Regions from separate parts of the Homo sapiens genome. Here region 2 is linked to region 1. Evidence: chromatin contacts called from ENCODE Hi-C or POLR2A ChIA-PET data. All regions are on one chromosome and are shown on one strand. Each heading gives the region's core, a stretch centred on a gene start or an enhancer-like site at or near the end of the contact. The rest is flanking DNA. Distances are from core to core; before and after follow the strand shown. Region 1 holds the start of LINC02639 (long intergenic non-protein coding RNA 2639). Region 2 has its middle 110 kb from the start of LINC00702.

Region 1 (7,124 bases), core at 4,612-7,111:
ATACGAAAATCTTAATGTTGAAAAGAGAATTAACACAACAGTAGAAATAGACCAATTTCATTTATATGAAGTTCAAAACTTACAAAAGTAGATAATATATTGTTAAAAAATGCCTGTGAAATAGATAAAAATATTTTATAAATCAAGCAAGTAATAAGCACAAAATTTTAGCAAGTTGGCACTCTATCAGGGAAGGGAAAACTAAAGACTTCAAAATATTGGCAAAGTTCTAATTTTTATGATGCATAATGATATGCTTTATCAGTGTCTTTGTGGCTTTCATATATATGCATATATGTATACTATAAAATATGTATGTATATGTATGTGTGCGTTTGTAGTATAATATAATAAACAAGAAGACCAAGGTGTCTCATGCAATCTGCTCTGACATCGCCCATGGGGGTGTTTGGGGGCGCTGTGCTATTATCCCACATCTGCTGTCGGAGGCCCGTTGACATGCTACTCACGGGTCTTAGAGCCAAGAAAAGTTAGTGACACTACTGAGCAACAGGTTTGTTTTGAACTCTTGAACTCTTACAATTACACTTATTTCTTCTTTGTTCTAGTCAAAAAAGGAAGTTCAGAATCAAATCTATGGTTCCTCATAATTACCTGAACAGGATTGTATTGTGTGCACTTGCCACACCGACCTGAGTGTGGTTGGGTAAACAAGAGCAACCCTTTGCCTTGCCTTTCATGACAAGCCCAGGGTGTTTGGCCCTGTGGAATATTCAGGCTATTGTTTTTTAATGTCAAAATTTTTTTTTGTAGAGACTGGGTGTCCCTAAAGCTGGTCTCAAACTCCTGGCTTCAAGTGATCCTCCCTTCTTGGCCTCCCAAAGCCCTGGGATTACGGGTGTGAGCCACTTGAACTTGAATGTGCCGGGCCATTGAACTTGAATGACCTTCGTCCTCTCCACTTTCCCAGAGAAAGATCCTCTTCCCACTAAAGCAGGTTGTGTTAGGTTCTTTGGAAGCTCTGGGTTTGTCATTAGACACATGGGGGAAGAGGCTACAGACAGAGTCTACGTCTCGCCCTGGCTGTGACCTTGCCTGAGTCACCCAGCCTTGCTGCTGGGCATCAGTTTCCACATCTGTAAAACAGAAGGGTTTTAGAGCCTCTTGCTCATACAGATATGAAGATTTAAGTGAGGTGTGTCAGGTAAAGCACTCAGGACAGCGCCTGACCAGACTCTCCTGGTCTCCTAATGGCCCCATAGCTTCTTGTGTGCATAAAGCAGTCAGTGCCCCAGTTCCTTAACACCCATTTAGCTGCTATTGCTGCAGTATTTCAGCTATTTTCATCTTCGTTGCACTTTTCTAAAACACCATTCGGGTTACACTGCATCTTTGTGTATAATCCTGCAAACACTGCCTGTCCTCAAGATCTAACCCAGTCTTTCATGACCCTTGGTCATCCACATCCTGCCTCTCTAGTCTTAGTGTGGGCTGTCTTCCTTAGGCTGGTCTTGGGTTTGAGCCTATCAATAAAACACACAGAGCCCTGAGGGTGCCAAGCCTCTTCAGCCTCCCTCAGGACAGCTGCGCATTCCGCCTTCAGCAGCCTTGGCTACCCCCACCCACACCCCCACCCCAGCAAATCCAACCCCAGTAACACACTGTCAGCTCCTGCAGCCCACAGCCCCAGGACAGCGTTTCTATTCCAGCCCCGCTCATGTTATGTTGCACCGACTCTTCGTATTTTATCTCTCCTGGACTAATCCTGCTTTGTATGTCAAGTGGCCAGGGCAGGCTCAGCCTGCACATCCATGCTGAATGAAGAAATACACTGAAAGGCACACGATAGTTAGACAAAATGTACATATTTGCAGCACTTTAATTCTCTCAGTCCATTAGGGTAAATGCTGACGAAATTATAGTAATGCCATTTAAGCATTTTGAATACTCTAGAAGCACAATGTATTCTTATCAGACTAATGTCACCATTATACTTCATCTAATGGGCATTATCTGCCCTCTCACTTCTCTGAGCCACCTAATAGGCAGCATGGAGGATTTGTGATGCATTGCATTTAGAAGAAATAATGTTTAAAGTGGGGTGAAATGGCTCTGACCCAAGGGGACTAATTAATCATTCTAGAAAATCGTGTCATCTCAGAACTGGACCCTGAGTTTCTTTAGCCCAGTTTAAACCAAGAGAATGAATAGCTTTGGGGGCTCCCAAAATTATTCGTATGATTCTGCTGTCTGGGAGTTAGAAGCTAGATGAAAATTCCCAGAGAATCACTTACGTTTGAGAAGTGTCGAGAAATTACTGCAGAGCACTATTAAACTAATAAGAATGATTGAAACCACGCACAGATGTCAGAAAGACATCATCAGTCACATACTCATGAACAGATATGTTACACAAACATTTTCAAAGGATGTGATTTAAATTTAATTTTTAAACCATTCTGAATAATTGTGAGATGGTGAGTTGTTCTTTTTAATGGAGGGGGGATGAAAAACCAATACAAACACAGCAATTACTATATGCCAGACATCGTTCTAATTGTTTGGAGTATGTTAACTGATTCTATGCTTACAAGAAATCTAGAAGTTTTTGTTTATTTTTTTTAATTTGGGGAGATGAAAAACCAATACAAATACAGCAATTACTATATGCCAGATATTGTTCTAATTGTTTCCAATATATCAACTGATTCTATCCTTACAAGAAACACAGGAGGTAGGTGCCATATCTTGCATAAGTAAACTGAGGCACAGGGAACTGAAGTATGAACTGGTGAAGCGGGGATCTGAACCAAGTCCTTGACTTGAGAGTCCTTCCCATCTCCGAGGAAGTGTCGCCCTCAATAAATACTAGAAATAGTTGGGTTGGCAACTCAGTGCTTCCATTAACTCCATGTGGCTGAAACACGGTTGGTACATTGTCAAAAATGGTAGAGAAATGTTCAATTACATGTGAGATTTGTGCCTATGTGTGTGTCTTGTGAGTGTATTATTTTGCTGGGGGAAGAAAAGAGCACTAAATTACTTAGCTTGACAGTTAAAAATACAAATAATATTAACAAATAACATATGAGTGTGTATGTAAGATGGCTCTCAAATGAAAGCTTTATTTCAGTGTGAATATAAGTATTACAGAAGTGTTGCATTATGAATGCCTTATTTGGTCAGGGTGAGACTGAGTTCTTTTAGAGTGGGATTTTCCCCTGGGTAATTGTAAACCACTAGTCCCAATTGTGAGCACTGGTGGACTTGACAAGATGTGTGGCTCCAATTTTCAATTCAATTTTCAATTTCAATAGTTGGATCAAATCCAGGAAATGTAGAAATGCTATTTTCCACGAAGCTAAGATTGAAGACATTGCTACCCATGCAGTTTTAAAACAAAGTGAAAAATATCAGACAGTTTCACATTTACTCTAGCTCTAGATACGAATGCTTTACAATACAAGAGAGCTAGAGATACAAATGCATATGATCATAAATACCTTTAAAATTAAGTATGAGTTTTCCAGAAAGTATTTAGGTATAGCAGGAATACAAGAAAAAAAACTGAGGCCACACTATAATCTATACAAATTGGGGAGAAAAAAGACAGTGCCATGCTGTTGTTGACTTGTATTGATGAGAGAGTAGCTGGCATGTTGGAATTCTGTGGCACAGATTTAAACATCTATGAGTCCCATAACTTTTAAAGATATATGGGGTCTGCCATATACACTGAACCAACCAGGATGCCCTAAGAGAGCATCAGTAGCAAGTCCAGCCACTGCTGTGTTGTTAGCAACAGCACCCATGCTTCGAGGGGAATACTAAGCTGCAAAGCAGGAACTTCCATGGGGAAGTCCTGCGAAGCAAGCAGAGTGGGGCCTCTGTGTTTTCCTGCTTTTAATAGAGTAGCTTATCTCTGCCCCATTGTCCTCAGCCTGTAATTTGTAAACTTGCTTCTGCTGATTGTCGTTGGCTGTGAAATCGACTCCTGCTGGAAACGGTTGACAGAACTTCTGTCTGCCTTTGACAAGCAGCTAACTCATTAAGCGACTAGTTTCTTTTTAATTCAAAATCATAATTCAACAACGGAACAATCTCAAAAAATGACTTGAAAATTCAGAAAGTAGTTTGATTTTTTAAAAAAACCTGTATATATTTTATGTACTGGAGGAAGGAGCAGGGAATTGTTTATTTAAATTTTGTTTTTCTCAGAAGGAAGTAACAGTAAAGTTGGTGTAGTTTTCAAATCCCTCATAGAGGAAAAATTTAAACAAATGGTTTAATATTACTCAATAGGTCAGTCTATTTACATTGCTATTAACAGTTATCAGCAGACTTAATACAATTTTAAGAGATTTAACAAACAGTTGGAAATTATTAATTTGAACAAGTTTAAAAATCAGTTTTACAGATGTATAACTGATGTTAGAATAACTAACAAAGATTCAATTATATGTGTATAGAATACAATTTTCTTAAGTATATAAAACATTTATAAGAGGAATATATGTAAGACATTTTATGCCCATATCATGGGCAATTTTCAGTTCAATATAACAGATATTTAAGATACCTTTAGCTCAAAGTTTTATTAATTAGAATAAAAAAGTTAAAATGTGTTTAATATTAAATGCCATCATTAATTCAACCAATTTAGTACATATTGCTGAAAACTGTTGAGTAAATATACTAATTGTTTTGCAATTCTGTACAACTTCACTGAGGTCTCTTAAACTTTTGACCTTCTTCATTTTCTTCAAAGACTATAAATCATGATATTTTTTAGTAATCTTTAAATTATTACTTAATCTTTTTAAATTTAATCCAATAGCAAGAATGTTTTCTGAGGCGGCAAATGAAAAAGAACTGGGTGATATGCACATTTACTGAAACAAAGATGAATAAACCCAGTGGCTTCCCTACACAAGATAATAATCTAGTCTGCAGAAATTGGCAACCTAATATAAAATAGAGCTGATGATAATTTCACCATAGGGATTTCAATGTTTTGTGACTATCTATCTATAATTCTAAACATTTTTTGACCACAGTCAAGGGGACAATAAGACCTGGTTTTAGAAATCGTTCTTACACATAATGAAAACTTGTTTGACATCCATTGAGGGAGCATTTATTAACCGCCTCTGGATGAGGTGGAGACTGGCGCTGGGATGTAGGTAGGACGGTGACAAGTGTGGTCCTATCACATGAAGGACAGTCATACAGAGGAAGGGTGAGATCCAGTGCCAGCATCTCAACACCATATGTAACACTTCCTCCTCTGCTCCAAACCAAGAAACAACCGCCCAGCTTCCTTCTCAGGAATCTCATCCATGTGTCTCAGACAGAGGGATCAGGTGTTGCTGAGGAGGAGGGATACACAAAATTCAAACACAGATGCATTTAATCCTTCTCAAAGCCTTTCCTATGAGTACGTATTGTATGACAGCTGGTTGTCCTCAAGAGCTACTCTAGAAACCGTCTTTGGATCTCAGAAACTACTAGGGATCCAGCCGGCCCCATTCTCCCCTGCTACCCTCCTGCAGACGTACATCCTTGGATAAGACACTTAGTTTTCCCTGGACTGAGGGTGATGTAGTACTTACCTCATTTCATTAAACTGATGACTTACTGATACAGCATCAAAAACAGAAGCCACTGCAGTGAACCTTTCTTAGTCCTGGGTGGAGAGCCGTGCATTGTACGTGGGTTAGCTCCTTTTGTCCTCAGAATAATCCATGAAGTAGATAGTAGCATCATCCTCATTTTAGGTTGGCAGCTGGAGTTCACATGGCTTAAATAAATAATGTGCCCCAGACTGCACCACGCGCGAGTGAGCAAGCGGAACCCCACCAGGGCGGCCTCTCTCTTGGTCTTGGAGTGTCACTGTTACTGCCATTCAGAGGGTACAGGACAAGCCCTGGGAGCATCCTTGGGGCACAGCAGCTGCTCAGAAGAATCCTTGTAATCCCGTCCTCTGAATGAGGGATTACTGGAGCAGTTCAGGACGGGCAGGAGGACTTCTGAACAGGTGTTGGTCTGAGCCAGGGAACCTTGGGAGCACTTTAGGAAAACCCTGGAATATCACTTTTTTGTTTGTTTGGTTTTTATTTTTTTTCTTTTTTTTTTGTTTTTCTGAGACATGGTCTTGCTATGTTGCCATGGCTGGAGTTCAGTGGTGCAATCACAGCTCACTGCAACCTCAACCTCCAGGGCTCAAGTGATCCTCCAGCCTCAGCCTCCCAAGTGGCTGGGACTAGGGGTGGATGCCACGATGCCTGGCTAAATTTTAAATTTTTTTGTAGAGACAAGGTCACACTATGTTGCCCAGGCTGGTCTCAAACTCCTAGGCTCAAGTGATCCTTCCACCTCAGCCTCCCAAAGTGCTGGGATTACAGGTGTGAGCCACCACACCCGGTTACTTCAAAATATTTGACAGCACCTGTGCCCACGACATCTTAGGGCACCACCCCCCTGACAGACTCCCTGATACAGGCATGAGATGTCTAAGGGTTTATTTTCCACCTGCCAGCTGTGTGATAGTCTAGCTTTCCAGGAACGCGGCCTCCCGTCGGGATGTTGTGTGTCTTTTCTAAACTGTTCCATTCATGTCAGCTCTGGTTGTCTACAGACCTTTATTTTTCTGCCTCTATAAAGATTCTGTCTTTCCCAGTGGGATTCTCAGAAAATGTCTTCTCTTTTTCAAGACTAGCCAGACACTGCCTTCAGAAAAAAATCTCCTTTCAATTGATTTCAAATAATGCTTTATACTTTGATAAGCATCTTTAAAAGAAAGACATAAACTTGCCTCCAGGCTCTGCAATATTAGCCAGTGTTTAGAGAATAAAGATACTGACAGAAAGAGTTTTGTATTTCAGTGATGGTCTATTACATTTCCTTAAACATCATCCTCGTCCACTTGATGAATGGTAAGATATTTTCATCTCTTTCATTTCATAAGCTATTACCGTTGAATAAAGTTAAAGCACTGAACAAAAAGACAGGATACGTGGCTGTGGTCTTCATCCTGAAGAAAGTGATTAACCATAGGACACCTTGAAATTTAAATCTCTGTCTCTTCACTCATAAAATGGGAGTTATAGTACATGAACTTCTTCACAGAGTAATTGTAGGGAAAACGATTAGTTCACATAAAA
Region 2 (7,248 bases), core at 4,099-6,598, 300 kb before region 1:
GGCGGGAGAGTGAGACTTTGTTTCAAAAATAAATAAATACTTAATTTTAAGAACTGCTTTACATATTCTGCATGCAATTCTTTTGTGCCACGTGGATTACAAATATCTCTACCCAGTCTGTAGCTTGCTTTTTCAGTCTATTAATGGTGTATTTTGATGAAAGTTCTTAATTGCAATGAAGTCCAATTTGTGAATTTTTCCCTCATACTCAGTGCTTTTGGAGTCCTTTTAAAGAATTCTTTACTCATCCCAAGGGCACGGAGATACCCTTGTCTTTTCCTTTAGAAGTGTTTTGTATTCCTTTCACATTTAGATCTGTAACCCACCTGGCATTAATTTTTATGAACGATGTTTGATAGGGTCCAAATAGTTTCATATTAGGCAAACAATAGTGAACAAACCACAGTACCTGACTTCAAAGACCTTGATTTCTAATGAGAGAAGCAGACAATTGACCAATTAATTACAATAGAGTAGATAATTCTAAGTGATACTATAATAAGAAAAGGAAATGGTTATTTTAAAAACTACTCTTTGAGTTTGGATTTATAGGCCTAAGGAAAATGCCTTAATTGGTTGGTCTCATAATGGCAGGCAAGGTTTCCTGACATAGGTGATTTAGACTTCTTTAGAGAAACAAGAGCCAAACTGCTCTGCATAATAATTAACACGGGTGTTCAGTCTTCCCCTGAGAGAAGTAAAACCAGAGAATGGTTTGTTCTAAAATAGTAGCATAAGGGTGTTTCATCAGCAGTGGTTTCTGCAGCCACAGGCCTAAGAAGGATGGCCCCTGACTAATCACCTGTAGCAGGAAAAGCAGTGATGTTTAATATTCTATTTCCAGTGTTCCCTTTTACAGACTGCCATATAATCTCCTTCATTCATGCTTACAGACTGAGTAGGTGTGTGTATATTCGACAGTCTAGAAGAAGGTGGGTTTGTTTAAGTTTTCTTCTACCTTCTCTGTGTCCTCCACATTGTCTTTTTTCTGTTTGTTTCAACAACTATCTTCCATAGTAAAAGAATTTACACAATGCCCAGTGATCTCTGGCTGGCTAAACCCTCCATTCCTTTGTCCCTGTCTAGTTTTGGGATACCTGGTCAAGCCACAGTCTTTATGTAGAGCAACGGCAGCTGTGCCTTTGACACTGACAGGAAATCACACAACCAACCTGAGTGTTGTCATTTCAAACATTGACAATCACAACACAACTGCATCCTGATGGTGGCCTGGCAATCATTGTAATAACGTTATAATTCTATATTCCACTTCCCTTATCTGTTCTCTAGACTCTCACTTAATAGCTCTCCTCTACAGAAATCTTCACTACCTCCCACGGCCTCATCACCTTCAGATGATGACTGTGCCTTCTGTTTACTGGGAAAATTGAAGAAATCAGAAGAGAACTTCTGTGTCTTCATAGCTTCCCACGTAGCACCACCAGTAACCATCCATTCTAAGTTCCCATCTATACCTATAGATACATTATCCCTCCCCCTGTGCAAAACCAATCACTTGTTCGTAGAGGTCATCCTCTCTTGCCTTTGCAAAGACACAGCTCCTGGAACCCTTCTTTTTTATTCCCACATTATTTCATTTTCTCTCTCTCCCCTATCATTCCCTCCAGCATGCAAACATGCTATCATACCATCTTTGCAAACATAGCTCCTCTGATTTACTTTTTCTACCAGCTAAGATTATGCTCCCTTTTGCAATATAATTCATTCAAATAATCACCCATACCTTTTGTGTGAAGTTCCTCTCACTCTATTCTTGTTGAACCTTCTCCAATGAGGCTTTCATCTCACCCTACCTCCATACTCCAACCAAACTGCTCTTGTCCAGTGCACCAACGATGACCTGCCTGTGAAGTTTCATGGCTAATTCTCACTCCTCATATAAAGGAGTTGCTATGCCTTCTTAGCTGAAGCACTGCTCTCATTTAGCTTCTAGGACACTGCCCAGGTCTGCCCCTTTTCCCCTGAACTCATTGATCCCATCTCCTTGGGCTTCTCTGCTTTTTCCTGCTCTTGTTCCCAGCCTCTTGCTTGCTGGTGCCTCAAGGTGTGAGCCTTCTTCAGCCCTTTGCCATCTATGCTCTGGCCCCTCAAGATCACATCTAGCCTCATGCATTCTTTAAGAACATCCACATGCAAATGGTGCTCAGATTTCATCCCCAGCTCAGATTTCTTTCCTGGAGCTGGACGTGCTCATTAACTCTAGTCCGTTTGCCTGCCTGGTTTTCTGATAAATACCCAGCTTATTACTTCTAAAACGGAGGTGTTGTCCTCTCCCTTCTATCTGATCCTACTGTAGTACTCATCACACACTCTCCATTGATCAAAATTCTGTTCAATTCGTCCTGTAGGAAGGTTAAAACCTTATTTTCATCCTTATCTTATTTTTCTCAACTCTTGTAATCCAAACTATTGAAGGACACTTGTCTTTTCCTTCAAGATGCAGAATGAGAGCACTTACAACCTGAAGGTCTTTGTTCTGTCTGTGGCCATACCACCCTGAACGCACTGGATCTCATCTGAAGGTCTTTGCTCTCACTCAAGACATCACCATCTCCCCCTGCGTCATGTTACCTGGGCTCCAGTGTCTTAGTCCATTTCCCGTTGTTTATGACAGAATATCTGAAACTGAGAAAGTTATTTTAAAAAGGAATTTTTTTTATACATATGGAGGCTGAGAAGTCCAAAGTCTAGGGCCTTCTTAATGATGGAGATTTTACCAAAAGTTATCTCCTCAACTAGAGGTCTACACTAAGCAGTTTTTTTTTCTTCTCAAAATTCCAACCCAACCCCTCAAAACCCAACATTTAAGATACCTCTTACCCTATTTTTTTCTTAGCACTTATCATTTTCTGGAATACCATATAATTTACTTACATGTTATATTTATAATTAATTATGTAAAAAGTATCCTCCATGAGGGCTGGAATTTTTTTAAATTGATTTAACACAAGTTGGTGGACTAGTAGGTGCTCATTAACCTTTAGTGAATGAATGTGTATTCCAGGACAGAAGATAGGCTCACAGAGGAGGATTTTAACTGTACTATAATAGAGACTGCTCTGTTGTCTACCTAATTTAAGAAATAGCAGCAGCTTTCATTTAAGATGAAAATTAATGTCAAAATCCAATAAGTATTTTATTATATTAAATTATATGTGCACACAGCAGAAACACACTCAGATAAACGTTGATGAATTTTATTCAACTTTAAAATTTTGCAAGTTTAACGAAGTATTTAAGGATTGGATACAGAGATAAATAACTTAGGTTGATTCTACCTTGTGAGTAAAATGATGATTTTAGTTTTTTTAGTATGCTGGATGCTTAAGTAATTTAATTTTAGTTCTATTTTAATTGGAGTAGGTTCTGCTTGTAAATGCTACATGTTTCACTAGACAAAATAGGGGTCATTGTTTCCTTCACAAGGTCATTGAATCCATTCAGACTCAGATTCAACAACATACAATATTTCTAAACCTGTCTAAATGGTGTCCACAGGTCACATTTAAAACATTGAATTTATTGACTAGCTTTGTGAGAAAAAGTTGAGTCATTTATTTAGTTTTTTATTTCTTCAGTGATGCATTCTTTTTTGTGACCTTCTGGTCCTTTAGTCCTTGTTACTCGCTTCAACAATGTCCTTCAATAGTTTGGATTACGAGAGGTGAGAAAAATAAGATAAGGATGAAAACAAGGTTTTAACCTTCCTACAGGACTACTTGCTACACAATGATGTTTTCATTGTGTAGGTATTAAAATATATGTATTTATACACATATATAGGAATTTTATGTTCAATTAATTATTAAACTCCTTGAAGGAGTAATACGGACTACGCATCTTTGTATTTTTCCATTCCTAGAGCTTGAGATGAGTACCCAATAAAGGTATTTGTCTTTATTGATCACTTGAAAACATTTAACTCACTTCTGTCCACCTGGTCTCAAAATTTAGCACACCACTCTAACTGATATGCCATGAAGACTGGTCACAGACAAAAGTGGGACTGTGTTTTGTTGATTTCCAAAGCCATTCGCCAGGAGCGCGGCCCCAGGAGCATTTTTCTCATCATGTGAATGCCACCGTTGTCAATCCACTCCATCCACAGGCAGACAGCAGCACAGCCAAGGTCAGGTGCAATGTGAGGGGGTCCCCACAGGGGTGATATCTACACATGACCGGACCTTTCATTAGAGGAATGAAGAAATTAGAAGACACTCAAAACTTAGAAGGACTTAGAAGTAATTTTATTGAGGCTGAAACAAAAATATCCTACAATTCTAAAAACAGTAAACTAGATGACATATTTTTCTGTTGCTTTTGAACAGAAAATGGGCTACTGTGTCAAAGAAAGTACAAGATTATTAGTGTCACCAAAACACAGAAGTGGAGAAGCATTTATCATTATTGGGTGTGTGCGTGTTGGTGAAGTTTGTGTGCACGTGTGTCTGTCTCACACAATCTGCATGTGTCTGTGTTGGTGTGTCTCTGTGTATGCCTGTGTCTCTGTGTATCTGCTTGTGCCTGTGTTGGTGTGTCTGTGTGTGTGTGTGCCTGTGTCTCTGTGTATCTCCTTGTATCTGTGTTGGTGTCTGTGCGTGTGTGTGTGTGTCTCTGTATCTGCTTGTGTCTATGTTGGTGTGTGTATATGTGCCTGTGTCTCTGTGTGTCTGTGTTGGTGTGTGTCTATGTGTGTGTGTCTGTGTCTCTGCATCTGCTTGTGTCTGTGTTGGTGTGTGTGTGTGTGTCTGTGTCTCTGTGCATCTCCTTGTGTGTGTGTGTGTGTCTGTGTCTGTGTTTCTGCTTGTGTCTGTGTTGGTGTATGTCTGTGTCTGTGCCTCTGTCTCTATCTCCATGTGTGTCTGCGAGTGTGTCTGTGTGTCCTCTATCTCTGTGTTGTCTCGCTGTATATGTCTGTGAGTGTGTGTGTGTCATCTGTATCTCTGTGTTGTCTCGCTGTGTGTGTCTGTGAGTGTCTGTGTTAGTGGGTGTGCTCAATTTGATACAAGTCATTTTATTTTGTGAAGATGTAAGTACTTCACTTTTCCTTTCCCAGTATCTGCAAATTTCAACTGAGATCTAATTTTATTGCTCAAAGTGAAACTGTTCTGACTAATATCTGATGCTTGATGTTAGCTATTCTCATTCTTGGAATTATTTAAAATTCCACTGAAAGTACAAACTTAAACTGAGATTTTTTTTTTTTTTTTTTTTTTTTTTTGAGGAACTCAAACATGCAGAATTGAGATCTGAAATCTGCTGGCTGGTGCAGATTATAGCCTAAGATAGGAAGTTGGGGTTTTGGTTGCTTTAATGGAGAGGAAATGACTCATGTCAATGCTAGTATGTAATAAAGCTCCTAAATTTAGCTTTCCTTTTAGTGTAAAACCTAATATTGATATAGTAATGTGAAACTTTATTTTACTAAACTACAATTTTCTTGCTGCCTCTTCCATCTGCCAGTCAATTATTACATCTTTCATTAAGATCATGTTAAGACATATTTAGTGTACATAAAAATGTCTTGAAAATCCCAGTTGACTTCACAGTACACGCTAACTTTGGAAGCGTTGTGCAACCAACTAAGTCCAAACAAAGGGCCCTGTGTCTATTTGAATTTTGAGACAAAACACAAAGTTCTCGGGGATTAGTATCATGATTAAATATATCCCTTGACACTTACAGAAAGTGTATATATGTTTACAGACAAAAGGTGTTTCAAAAGTAGAATTACTGTTATCGTTCCCATTTCTTATTGTTATTATTTGCCAGGATGTCATAAGGTACAGTAATAGGGGATGAAAACAAATCTTCGTGTAAAAATCATAACTTTGTACTCTTACTGGAAACTGGGGGAAAAAATGAAAGAGTCCAGGTAGGGATTTATAGAGAGAGCATTTACAAATTCTTTATGGATTTTCACTAAATGTTTACTAACTGCTCTGGACACGTATGCTGAGGTCTCTTCACAACAGTGCACCTGAGAAACACAAAGATTAAGAAAATAAGAGACCATTTTTATGTCAGAGCTTTTTTGCTCTTTGTAGTAATTTAGACGACCCAACCACAACCACAGGAGACTCCAGCAGGAACTACGTAGAATGAGGCAAAGGTGCTCTCTCTTTGAGGAAGGAAGGAAGGGGTTGGTTTTATGCCTCATGGGGTCTTATTACACAATAGACTCACACATGGTCTGCAAGTTTGGGGGAAAAGCTATACATATTTAAGAGGAGAGTGGAACGCATGTGCAATGGGTGAATGTGTATGTAACATACATCCCGTGTTCACTTTGGGGCAGGGTTTCAGCATTAAAATGAGGTGGGATTAGCCCTTTATGTCAACAGATGAACTGCAGGAAACAAAAACAGTTTGTGCACAGCCTCTATAAGCTGCTGAAGCTGCCTTCAAGTCTGCCATTGTTTATCAGAAAAGAATGTTTGTAAAGCTATCAGAATGGTAGTGGTCTGGGTTGCAAATCAGAGCTTTGAGGGGTCTGATAGCAACCATTGTGAGGGAGCTTAGCGAGTGTGGTTTGTTTTGTACCTGTGTAAATTTGGAAATTTGCCACACCAGCCAGGCTCTGAACCTTTGAGACATAGGTAACTCCGTTCCCTTTAGCTTAGGGTCCATGTTTGTCGATATAGGGGTGTCTATTTCGATCTCTCATATCACAGACATGATGATATTGTGGCAGCTGTACCACATCCCTGCCACAGAAGCAGCTGTTCTATCAAGACAAGGACCTGCCATCCCTGCCGCTGCATTGGTTAGAATAAGTCAGTCACAGGTCTCACCACTCTAGAGGAGGCCACCACTCTAGGATGGGATTCCTGCGGTCGCTTCTCAGCGTCTCTCACCATCTAGACAGCACAAGTCATAGGGGCATGGAGCCCCCGATCGCAGGTCTGCAACTGAATTTTGCCCGTAGATCATTTAGTGGGAGAGTCAAAGTGCCAAAATAAACATTGTGTTACACGCAGATTCCACAATATTTATTTTTTGACTCATAATCCATTTCTTTCCTTATCGAATGATCATTATCTCATTGTAATTAACAGTTGCCAATGCTCCCACTTGTACTTTTTTTTTTCCTTGTGAAGAAAACCATCCCATAAATAGCAAGTGCAAAGTGGTAGTGCCACAGTGGAGTTACTGTTTTTTCCCCCTTCTTGTACATGAAGAAAATTTTACATCTGTAGTTGATGCCTTTACTGGCTTCTCAATTAG

Evidence for each region. A loop is a pair of places that touch in the nucleus more often than their neighbours do. ChIA-PET counts read pairs that join two places held with the same protein, here RNA polymerase II (POLR2A). Pooled maps may share reads with other maps.
Region 2: a loop to region 1 is called in a pooled map, with 5 times the contacts of the local background. The contact joins the enhancer-like site here to the promoter of LINC02639 in region 1. A Hi-C loop is called at or near these places in 6 of 50 pooled maps. POLR2A ChIA-PET finds 5 or more read pairs at or near these places in 6 of 52 experiments (B cell, CD8-positive, alpha-beta memory T cell, activated B cell and 3 more).

Annotation. Positions count from the first base shown.
Region 1 is chr10:3,832,687-3,839,810 of GRCh38, reverse strand. It overlaps LINC02639 (long intergenic non-protein coding RNA 2639), which reads right to left and starts at 5,861. Exons shown (of 2, transcript NR_134490.1): 1 at 5,574-5,861; 2 at 5,083-5,330.
Region 2 is chr10:4,129,816-4,137,063 of GRCh38, reverse strand. No RefSeq gene overlaps it. Among named protein-coding and RNA genes, the nearest start is that of LINC00702, 110 kb to the left of the region's middle. Within about 2 kb of position 5,348, at least 8 of the 41 ENCODE cell types and tissues checked have a DNase peak (open chromatin) inside an H3K27ac peak, as active enhancers do; they include B cell, where a contact is called at or near this core.